4 separate regions of the Homo sapiens genome follow, and regions 1, 2 and 3 are each linked to region 4. Evidence: chromatin contacts called from ENCODE Hi-C or POLR2A ChIA-PET data. All regions are on one chromosome and are shown on one strand. The core of a region is the stretch at or near the end of the contact, and the rest is flanking DNA. Distances in the headings are between cores, read along the strand shown.

Region 1 (2,700 bases), core at 128-2,627, 2.6 Mb before region 4:
GATCTGCTGCTTGCATGAATATTAGCAGTTATTCCTTTTGCCAGTTGACAGGCCCTGATTAATGCTACCAGTTCTGCTTGTTGAGTGAATGTGGCTCCTGGAAGGCAATCACTTTCTATTTCTCCCATTAAAGATACTATAGCATAACCTGCACAATAAGTCCCAGATTCATCCTTTAAGTTAGATCCATCTGTAAACCAAACAACATCAGTGCTAGGAAGGGGAGTCTCCTGGAGGTCTGTCTGGGAGAGAGAAGCGGTTGGTTAAGATTTTGCAATCTTGTGCCCTCTCATCTGAAGCCAGAGGTAGAAGAGTGACAGGGTTTAGATGATTGGACCTAGAGATTGTAATGTGAAGGACAGAATTAGGGGGATGCTGACCTTTAACAGTCATCTATATCCTTAATCCCCTAGAAGTTCGCCTGTTCAATACATCGGTTCTACTTGCTTCTGGAGTCTCAATTACCTGAGCTCACCACAGCCTAACATTTGTTGCATATTAAAGCAGTTGTCTTTAATTCAGAAGTGGTTTTGGAGAGCTTTATGTCTTCTTCCTATAGGGAAAGAACTTTGTCAGAGCCTCTCTTGAAAAGGTCTAAGTACCATTGGAAGTAACTCTCCCAATTATTGTTTAATTTTAGAGCTGTTTTTCTAGTTGTGTGTGTAAATAAACTAATTTAGGTATTTCAAAAGTATCTCATTTTGGCCATTGTAGTTTGGTGTCTTCACGGGTTAAGACTATTTCTCTAGATATTGACAGGAGGTGGCCCCATAAGTATTGCCTAGGAATCCAACTGGAGTTTCCATAGGTTGATCTCTCCTTTCAGAAGGAAGATGTGGTTTTACATAGATAACTGCCCATAAATTAAGTTCTTTTTAAGCTGAAAGTGAAAGATGTTTTGGATGTGGTGTGCTGCCCAATGAGGATTACTCCTCAAGGTGTCACCTACGAGTTGCTTCTCCCCTCTTACACATCTTGGCAAAACCCATGAGTCCTGGGTGCTTAAGGCACAGGGAGAGCAGCCTTTCATGGGGCCCCCTGGGTTAAGCAAGATTCCCCCTGTGTTCTTCTTTGAGGATTGCCTATGGGACCATTGCACATCACAAGCAATGAGCTCAAACACTCCCACAGGAACCTAGTTGCCTAAGGTACATTTTGTCCAGGAAGAATAGTGTCCCTTATCTTCAGGATTTATCTTCATTCTGATTAAAAGCTTTTCCCTGGCTTTGGCCACTCAGAAGGGACTTTAGATATGTCAAATGAACCCAGCTTCCAAGTTTAGCCAGTTTTTTTTTTTTTTAATTACAAACTTTGCTTAAACCACAAAAAAATTCACTTCCTCTTTTCAGAGAGAGAAATGGTTTCCTTTCCTGACCATAGTGCGAATGAGAGCAAAGGCTGCACAAACTCTAATGCATAGTTCAACAAACAACTGTTAACCTAAATCTATAGGACAGGCACAGTAGCTCATGCCTGTAATCCCAGCACTTTGAGAGGATCACTTGAGGCTAAGTATTGGAGATGAGCCTGGGCAACATAATGAGACCCTGTCTCTACAGAAAGTAAGTTAGCCAGGCATGGTGGCCCTGCACCTACAGTCCCAGCTTCTCCTGAGGATGAGGTGGGAGGATTCTTTGAGCCTAGGAGTTTGAGGCTGCGGTGAGCCATGAGTGCACCACTGCACTCCAGCCTGTGCAACAGAGCAAGACTCTGTCTATAAAAAAAAGCAAGACTCTGTCTATAAAAACAAAACAAAACACAAAATAAACAAAACAAAACCTGCAAAGAGCAGAATCTCTAGAGAACAAAACCCAAAACCTTACCTGAAAAGCAGAGCTTTAATTCCAGCTCTATTGAGCGTGGAATTAGGTGGCTTGAATAAGGTCTGAATATCAACAAAAATCAGGGAGATTTGAACTTGAAGAGGAACCTCACCAGAGACTCCTCCTGGCTCTAGTGAGGTCGAGTGAACAAAAGTCATTCATGCTAATACCAGTGCCCTGACTGTTGTTGGTGAAATGGTGGGGATCACTGGCGGCTTGCTTTGGGTCCCATCTGGGTCACCAAAATGTCATCCTAAAATAATCAAAAGGGTCAAAATCTAGTTTAAAGTGTTCAAATGCAAAGTCTGAAGATAGCCACCTAGGAAGCACAGATTTCAAAGAATGGAAGTGAGTGTTCTGAAGTGTCGAATTAGTTTATCTTTGGCCAGTGGCAACCTATTCAAGTTGTCTTTTGAATCTTTTGAGCAATCTCAGTAATCTCTGAGAGCCTCCTCGTTGTCTAGTATGACAAAATGTTCTAGGCTCATCCTCTACTTTTCCTTTCTCAGACTTGGAATCAGCCATTTTTTCTTTTTCTTTTTTTCTTTTCCTTTTTTTTTTTTTTTTTTTTTTGAGACAGAGTCTCGCTCTGTCACTCAGGTTGGAGTGCAGTGGCAAGATCTTGGCTCACTGCAACCTCCACCTCCCAGGTTCAAGAGATTCTCCTGCCTCAGCCTCCTGAGTAGCTGGGATTACAGGTGCGCACCACCACGCCCGCTAATTTTTGTATTTTTAGTAGAGATGGGGGTTTCACCATGTTGGTCAGGCTGGTCTTGAACTCCTGACCTCGAGGAGGGTGATCCACCCACCTCGGCCTCCTAAAGTGCTGGGATTACAGGTGCATGATTGCTTTGATTTGGAAATGATGACTAGAAAC
Region 2 (2,700 bases), core at 65-2,564, 2.8 Mb before region 4:
TCAGTCAGGCTTTTTATAAGGAAATGTAAATGGACGTGTAAAACATATCAAACAGGCAGTGTGCTGAAACAAGGTATCAGGAGGGCCAGGATACTTTAAAAATTTAATGATTGAGTTTGCCTCTATCCTGCAGTTTACAGCTCCTGGATGAAAGAGCATGGAGGATCTATCGTCAATATCATTGTCCCTACTAAAGCTGGATTTCCATTAGCTGTGTAAGCGTTTTTATATAGTTTTCTTTCTAAGTCTTTGAGTTTTGTCTTCTGATTGGGGGAAGCATGTTAGGGAACATTTCTTAAATCAAGATCATTAATACCTTTAATGAGCTGTGATTCTAACAGTTAACATTTTATTTTATTTGAACTTAAAATTCAAAGTACTTCTAAAACATTTTCATCCAGATGCGGACTGCCAGATTTACCAAGGAAAGGGAAAATAGTATTTGTTTTTTGTCTGATGTTCAGATTAAACTGGATGTCTTGTGTTTTCTTGGGCAACTCTAATCCCGATGTGACTAAACTGGCCATCACTGTCTAGGAATAGCTTATTTGTTAAAGTATAGAAATGAAACTAATCTGTGTTAATTTAGATTTGAATACCATTAATATAGCTACTTGATTTTACACAGGACTGCTAAGTTGTTCCTCCTAACAGATAATCCAGGATTTTTTCTCCAAAAGTTTCTAAGGTTTTGTGCCTCTGATTAGCCACTCTGTACACAGACAGCATGCCTCCTTTATGCAAATTTTAGTACCCTGCTCATTTCCTGGATTATGCAGAACTCCCAAACATGTATAGGATAAAAATAAAATTCAACTTGGCTTAAGTAAAAATCTAGGGCAGTGGTTCTCCAAAAGTGGCTTCCAGACCAGCCACATCCCCATCACTTGGGAGAAGTTGTTAGCACAGCAAATTATCCAGCCCCACACCAGATCTGCTGCAAGAGAAACTCTGGGGGCAGAGCGCAGCCGTCGTGCAAGCCCTGGAGGGGATCCTGGTACCTGCAGAGCCACTGCGGAAAGGGCATGTTAGGTTCAGCCACAATGTTAGCAGGAAGCTGCCTCTCCTTTTGGTTTTGCTTTCTTCATGTCTGCGTACATTCTCAGGCAGGCTGTCTCTAGGTGTGGCAAAAGGCGAGTACTAGCAAGAGTTACAGGTCAACACTCTAGCTGTTCTTAACTCTCCAGTGAGAGAGTGCCTCTCAAGTCATGCCAGCAAAAACAATATTAATGGTGCCAGCAGGTCCCAGAGAGGATACTCATTAACTGACCCTGCCTGGTTATGTGTTCAGTCATTAACCAAAAACTGTAGAAATGAGGTTGCTCTGCTATGCATGGTCAGCCTGAGGAATGAGGAACTGTGGTCATCATCGCTCAGACATGGACTGAGAACAGGCAAGAGGTACTTCCTCAAGTGGAAATCAATGTGATGTTACTAAAAACAGAGTAAAAAATGGTGTGCAGGCCATTGATACCACTCTACCTTCTTTTCCTGCTCATTATTCTTTACTAAATGTATTTACCTATTTTAGCATCTTGGAAGAAATAATTCAGATTGTAGGTTCTTTCTGGCATTTCCCATCCTCACAGGCAACTAGTGTTAATAGTTTTGGGGGCATATCTTTTTCCTACATTTTAACCACAAATTTAGGATGCTATAAACACTATTCTGTATCTTGATGTTCTCAAATGAAGCAAATATCCTGGAGATATTTTCTTAACAGAGTCTAAAGAGATTTCTTCTTATTTTTTTATGGCTAATATGCCACTTTTATAAACCATAAGTAAGGAATGATTTGTGTAACCATTTTCCAGTTGGTGAGCATTTGGGTTGTTTCCAACCTTTTGTTATTACCAAAACCAAACTAAACACCTGCAGTAAGTAACATTTTCTGTACATCAGATAGTGTGTAGCCTAAATTGCAAGAGGTATAATTGCTAAGTCCAAAGCCAAATGCCTTTGTAATTTTAAGAGATATTGCCAAACTGCCCTTTAGAAAAGTTGTAGTTCCTTTATGAGTGAAATGTGTCCTCTTTCATGCATATGTAAGAAGTAATGAGAGTTTCTTTTCTTAAAATACATTTTTGAAATGAAATCACTGGCTTTTCTGATATTCGGTTGGCTAGAAAAAAAACACAGCTTGTCTTTAACATGGAAAAGAAGTGTTTCAGATACTTCTTGCTTTTGTTCTCTTAAGAATCGTTTCCTTTTCCAGTGGCCTTCACACTTTGGACCATGACTCATAGTAAGAAATTTTACATCTTGACCTAGTAAACACATATGTGTATATGTGTCTATAGGCAAAACAAAATTCGTGAAGCAAACATTCTTACTATGTATTGTGCACTCTGATTTTTCTTTCTTTCCTTTTTTTTTTTTTTTTTTTCTGAGATGGAGTTTTGCTCCTGTTGCCCAGGCTGAAGTGCAATGGGGCGATCTTGGCTCACTGCAACCTCTGCCTCCTGGGTTCAAGTGATTCTTATGCCTCAGCCTCCTGAGTAGCTGGGGTTGTAGGCACCCACCACCACGTCCAGTAGTTTTTTGTATTTTTAGTAGAGACGGGGTTTCACCATGTTGGTCAGGCTGGTCTCGAACTCCTGACCTCAGGTGATCCACCTGCCTCAGCCTCCCAAAGTGCTGGGATTACAGGCATGAGCCACCACACCCGGCTGATATTTTCAATTTTATTGTGGTCTACTC
Region 3 (2,953 bases), core at 147-2,646, 2.8 Mb before region 4:
AAAAAAAAAGCCGCTAAGTGGGGGTTGGGTGCAGTGGCTCACACCTGTAATCCCAGCACTTCGGAAGACCAAGACAGGTGGATCACTTGAGGTCAGCAGTATGAGACCAGCCTGGCCAACGTGGTGAAACCCCATCTCTACTAAAAATACAAAAATTAGCTGGGCGTGGTGGCACATGCCTGTAATCCCAGCTACTCTGGAGGCTGAGACAGGAGAATCACTCGAATCTGGGAGGCGGAGGTTGCAGTGAGCCAAGATTGAGATACTGCACTCCAGCCTGGGTGACAGAGCGAGACTCCATCTCAAAATAAATAAATAAATAAATAAATAAATAAATAAATAAATAAAATGTTGCTAAGTGATCACAAAAAGGACGCTTGTTTCCAATCTGAGAGCTGAACCAAGAAGCCTGAGTGTTGCCTTTTGACCTCGGCTGGGGCTGTGCGTCTCAGGCAACTCTAAATTTTTTGTCACTCTAGGCATGTTCATGAATGTCCTTGGAAACATCACTAGTATTGATTTTGGGGTTACAGGTAAATTTTGACGAGTGGGCGAATTTGCAAATGCAGAATCTCCAAATAATGAAGATTGGCTGTAATTATGTCCACCATCCCCAGTTGGCCATTGAGGAGACTGAGACACAGAGAACTTCAGTAACTTGCTTAGAGGCACACGTGGTCGAACTGGGATTCATATGCTAGTAGATTTCAATGCCATAGAAAGAGCAGAGCCCTTCTGGTGTGCAGAGAGGTATGGAACTAGCTGCTTACGTGGTGTGTGTTAGAAGTTGTGTTTGGAGTTTGAATCTTTCCCTGAATTGTTATAGCCCAGGGTCCAGAAACACTGGGTCTTTTCCTGCATTGAAGCTAGGGAAACCAGGTGCCAGTGGGAAAGAAGGGTGGGGGTAAGGGAGGGCTCACAACATGTAAAAGGGAATCACCACCAACTCTAGAAGTATAATAATCTTTTACATTTGTAGGGTTTTTCATTTTACGGTGTGGACTCACATGACCTTGGAGCTGACCAAATCATCTTCTCCCCATTGGAAGGGCTTTTAGAAAGTTGACGAGTACGTTTATGTCAGTGAGATTTCTCAGACCGGGGCCCAGATGGCCTGACTTTTTTCCCAGCACATACTATTGGGTTTTCCGGAGCCAGGTCTCTGAGCAGATTGGGCAGATTGGCACACCTCATCTGTGGCTTCCTGCAGAAACCTGCAGTTTGCAAAGCCGGTAGCTCCGGGGCCGGACAATGATTCACAGGAAGTGCCTGCAGGGGCACAAAGGGTTTTTACTGAAGGAAAGTGCCCTGGCTGGAAGATTCCCATTGCAAGGCTGGTGCTTTTGCCTTCTTGAAAGACAGGGGAGTGATAGGGGAGGGCCAGAGGTGCATGAGTGCTGTCCCAGGGACTGGGCTTTAGGCCCAACGCGTAGGAGGGAAGCTCTTTATAAGAAGTCAGCTGTCCAAAATTCACAAGGATGACTTTTAAAGGTTTTCTTCCCCGGCAAGCCACAGCGTCCCTCTTCTCTTTTTGTGACTTGCATTAGTCATAGTGCCATTGGAAGTTCCCGAGAAGATGAAATTTCTTTCTCCTACACATCATGTGAGAGTTTCTTGCAACTTTTTATTCTCTAGACTCTTGAAGTGATTTTATCACTACACCACCTATGTTTAAAAAGTATAAACTCTGCTTAAATGCTGGGTAAAATAGTTTATTCTGTTAGCACCTGAAGTCATTTTAGTCTGGTTAATAAATCTTTGTTTTGTGACAGTTATATACCATGCACTCTATTCTTTTGTGCCCTTTTAGGAAATAATTTTGGTGACATAGTGTGCAACAAAAGAACCCCTGAACTGTTTGACACTGTCCTGAATTGGCTCTTACTTAGCTTTTTTTTTTTTTTTTTTTACAAAAATCTTTTAAAAACTTGTGTTCCAATGTGTGATATTACAGACAAAAAACATACACAAATATGTTCAGTATAAAGAATAACTATAGGCTGGGCATGGTTGGCTCACACCTGTAATCCCAACACTTTGGGAGGCCGAGGCAGGTGCATCACTTGAGGTCAGGGGTTTGAGACCAGCCTGGCCAACATGGTGAAACCCTGTGTCTACTCAAACTACAAAAAAATTAGCTTGGTGTGGTGGCGGCACTTATAATCCCAGCTACTCTGGAGGCTGAGGAAGAAGAATCACTTGAAGCTGGGAAGCAGAGGCTGCAGTGAGCCAAGACTGTGCCACTGCACTCCAGCCTGGGTGACAGAGCTAGAACCTGTCTCAAAAAAAAAAAAAAAAAAAAAAAAAGAATAACTAGAAAGTGAATACTCGTGTAACCACCTCCATGGCAAGAGATAGCTATTGCCAGCCCCTTATCTCCTCCTTGATCATGTCTAGACTTCTAGCTTTCCCACCTATGTGTGCACCTTAAAGATGTACTTTTGTTTTGCCTGCCTTTAAACTTTGCATAAATGGGATCAAACTGTGTGTTCTCATAGAACTCACTTTGTTGGTGGAGCTTTGTGAGATTCCTCCGTGTTGTTGTATGTAGCCTTGTTCATGGTCCTTATTGCTTTAGACTGTATTCCATTTTGTTCCCCTATTCTACTCTTGGTGGACTTTTGGGTGGTTTCCAGTTTTGGGCTATTAAGTATGGTTTAAAGTCAGCATATAAGGTGAAATTAATTATTCATCTCTCAGTCATACTGGCTTCCCCTGGTTCCTCAAATATACCACCCACACCCCTGCCTCAGCGCCTCTGCACTTTCTGCCTGCCCTGCCTTGAAGACTCTTTCTCTAGTTTTCTGTGTGGATAACTCCTTCACTTTATTTAGATCTCTTCTCAAAGTCATTTTATCAGAACATTCTACCCTGACCACTCTCTTAAAACAGTGCCCCACCCTTCACTGTGTCCCTTACTCACTATGTATTTCTTTACAGTTCTGAATGTCAC
Region 4 (2,794 bases), core at 34-2,533:
TAGTGGTTCTGATGTCTTTTAAACTAGTAAAAGTAACAAAATTATCATGATTATTACTTTTTATAGTCTCAATCATTTTTGAAGGCTTATGATTTATAACAATGTTATGATTTATTAGTAAGACAAACGACAAGTAAATAAATAAAGCCAATAACTTTCTGGATGTGCCTCATCACCATGACCTACCACTGTTTTCAAAATAAGTTGATGGTGGGATTTGATTTGTCTCTAACTTATAGTTTTTTAATGATTTAGGAAGACAAATAATACCTGTAACCACATAAACTTCTCATATCCTGTTTTGCATACAATGTGAACTTCAAAGTATTTTTAACAGAAATTTAATTAGTCCTGGGTAGATTAGAGATAATGGTTGTGGGATCCTTTTTATTTGCATGACTTTTAAATTCCTTCTGAAATTTCTACTATACATGGTAATTCTACTTAAACTCCTTTTGATAGAAAAATCAGTGCTGTCAACCAAGGACAACATCCTTTCAATTCATACCAAATAGAGATTTAAGTACTGCTAAATCCACTGCCAGCTAAGGACAACCATAGATAAGGCAAGGTTGATTTGAATCACTTTCCACTAACTAATGGAGAGCATTTTTATTTTACACAGGATAATCTTTGGCTGATAATCTAATATGCAAACTTAGTGTGCAATTTATGCAATTATGTCATTATTAAAGTGTAGCATCCTATATCTTCTGCAGATTACTAAATATGCCCCCTCATCTAGCAATCAGAGACCTGTAAAAAAGATGAAATTCGTTTCTATAAGATAGGTAGAAAAGTCAGTTAGCCTATGTTTTTCATCAAATAGCCTTTGATTTGATGCTTAATATTAATTGTTTTTAACTGTGTGAATGTTATGTTATTTAGTGTGTCTAAACCACAAATGGCTCCTGGCAAGACCTCATACCATTAACAATGAGATTAGCAGAGGAAAATTCAAAAACACTCATGGGGATTGTTTGTACTGTTTTTTGTTGGGTATGTTTTTGCTCTGTGGGATAGAAGACAGTTTAAAACAGCACTGCATGAAAAAAGAAGCGACTGACCGCAGGTTGCAAGTATGCTTCAGTGAAGCAGAAGTTTCTACAGCTCCGTCTCAGCAAAGGGGAGGTTTCTAACGGTCCCCTGCTGACTTCAAATGTGTTCACAGCCTGCACGCAGCAGCCACAGTGGAAACTTACCGGTGTGATAATAATCACTTAGAGTGAGACTGTGGTGCAGACCCTCTTCCCCCAACCAGAAATCCCCTGAGTAAAAGCTCTATCCCCTGGGGAGACACAGAGATGTAAAGACTTGAAAACAGGTGTACCTTTCCCTGACATTCAGAAAAATTGGGTATGAACAGCTTTTCACTCTTCATATCCTCAGAGTCCCAAAATTAGCCCAAGCACAGTGTTTCCTAATCTTTAGGCATCTAAGAAATGCCTTAAAACATTTGTTGGGACCATTTTTCACATGTAAAAAGGGACAATTTTTGTTAAAAGAAAAATAAGCCTCTGGTGAGAGAGACAGAGAGAGTGTGTGTGTTTGTGTGTGTGTGTGCATATGCATGTGTGTTTTTCTATATAAATACAGTCCTGGAGTGACACACAGTATATGTCTCTGTAACATGAGGTACAGGATAGAAGGGCAACTATTCCTTTTATTTTTCATATTTCTGCATTGCTTGCCTTTGTTACAATTACTGTTTGGTAGGTTTATAATTATTTTTAAAACTTGCTTTCACAGTTATTTTGAACCGTCTCCTCGGATGAAGGTGAACTATGTACACTTTCTAAAAAAGCGAACTTAACTTTTTGCAAAAGGTGTGGTATGCAAAATGTGTGCATAACAAACTGTTGTGCAAGGATCAACATCTTATGATTCATTAAATTCATGAAGGTGATTTTTAATTTGATTCCACTTTTTTTTTTATTATTTACAGATTACAGAGTGCTTTGCCCACTCCTGGCCGTATGTTAGGCAACCCCATCCCCTCTCAAGAACATATCATTTTTGTTACATTATAATAACACTTAAGATATTACAATGAGTTATTATATTTAAGGAGTAATATAATAAAAGCAAACCTAAAAATATCAAAGTTCAAGAAAATACTTCATAAAACACAAATATTTTTGCTACATTGAACTGAGATATCATGTACTGCTGTCAAACCATTTTCTAACAAGAACTCTAAATGCTCGCACTGGTGTATTAAAAATTCACTCAGCAGGTGGGCAAATGTTGTAAGGATCAAGCAGAACAAGAGAACACAAAAGCAGTTCTAGTTTGTACATAGGTGGACATGGTGATGGGCCCTCAGGAATCTAGATACTCTATTAATTATCTCCCACATTCTTATTTTTCTACTCTAGCCAAACTCACATAAGATTGGAAAACAGAATTTCTGGGGAATCAATAGCATGTTCTTTCTCCAGCTGTGCCTGCTAATACTAGAGAAAAGCTAACCTTACCTTTAGAATTAAAAGATCTATGAAAGCAAAAAGACAGCTTAATTAGGGACACATTTTAGAGTCACCTGGGGACCATTTTAAATGCATAGCTCCCAAGGCAGGCTAACTGAACAGAATTTGTGGGGACGAAGCCCTAACATGTATATACATATTAAATATATTTTATATTTAAACCTCCACAGATGATTAGAATGTCTGATTATCACATATTTGTAGAGGAACCTACAATATTTATCCTATATAATACAATTATTATATAGGATAATAATTATCCTATTATCCTAGGATAATAAAAAGTAAAAGAATCTAGTGGTAAA

The links. Hi-C counts contacts between places; a loop is a spot of excess contacts on that map. ChIA-PET counts read pairs that join two places held with the same protein, here RNA polymerase II (POLR2A). Pooled maps may share reads with other maps.
Region 1: a pooled map shows a loop between it and region 4 (7-fold over the local background). The contact joins two enhancer-like sites. A Hi-C loop is called at or near these places in 1 of 168 maps with a recorded cell type or tissue (natural killer cell), 2 of 37 single-sample maps with no recorded cell type and 4 of 50 pooled maps.
Region 2: a map with no recorded cell type shows a loop between it and region 4 (13-fold over the local background). The contact joins two enhancer-like sites. A Hi-C loop is called at or near these places in 4 of 37 single-sample maps with no recorded cell type and 5 of 50 pooled maps. POLR2A ChIA-PET finds 5 or more read pairs at or near these places in 1 of 52 experiments (GM12878).
Region 3: a map of GM12878 shows a loop between it and region 4 (9-fold over the local background). The contact joins two enhancer-like sites. A Hi-C loop is called at or near these places in 1 of 168 maps with a recorded cell type or tissue (GM12878), 21 of 37 single-sample maps with no recorded cell type and 7 of 50 pooled maps. POLR2A ChIA-PET finds 5 or more read pairs at or near these places in 2 of 52 experiments (GM12878 and activated B cell).

The regions. Positions count from the first base shown.
Region 1 is chr2:215,810,453-215,813,152 of GRCh38, reverse strand. All of the region lies in intron 1 of LINC00607 (long intergenic non-protein coding RNA 607), which reads left to right. Among named protein-coding and RNA genes, the nearest start is that of LINC00607, 32 kb to the left of the region's middle. Within about 2 kb of position 1,377, at least 2 of the 41 ENCODE cell types and tissues checked have a DNase peak (open chromatin) inside an H3K27ac peak, as active enhancers do.
Region 2 is chr2:216,056,410-216,059,109 of GRCh38, reverse strand. PECR (peroxisomal trans-2-enoyl-CoA reductase) reads left to right here. Exons shown (of 8, transcript NM_018441.6): 4 at 134-215. Among named protein-coding and RNA genes, the nearest start is that of PECR, 24 kb to the left of the region's middle. RefSeq lists enhancers at 863-922, 983-1,162. Within about 2 kb of position 1,314, at least 9 of the 41 ENCODE cell types and tissues checked have a DNase peak (open chromatin) inside an H3K27ac peak, as active enhancers do; they include GM12878, where a contact is called at or near this core.
Region 3 is chr2:216,004,799-216,007,751 of GRCh38, reverse strand. The region is part of intron 1 of MREG (melanoregulin); the gene reads left to right. Among named protein-coding and RNA genes, the nearest start is that of MREG, 7.3 kb to the left of the region's middle. RefSeq lists enhancers at 951-1,000, 1,591-1,640, 2,557-2,706, 2,717-2,836. Within about 2 kb of position 1,396, at least 8 of the 41 ENCODE cell types and tissues checked have a DNase peak (open chromatin) inside an H3K27ac peak, as active enhancers do; they include GM12878, where a contact is called at or near this core.
Region 4 is chr2:213,231,625-213,234,418 of GRCh38, reverse strand. No RefSeq gene overlaps it. Among named protein-coding and RNA genes, the nearest start is that of SPAG16-DT, 51 kb to the left of the region's middle. Within about 2 kb of position 1,283, at least 6 of the 41 ENCODE cell types and tissues checked have a DNase peak (open chromatin) inside an H3K27ac peak, as active enhancers do; they include GM12878, where a contact is called at or near this core.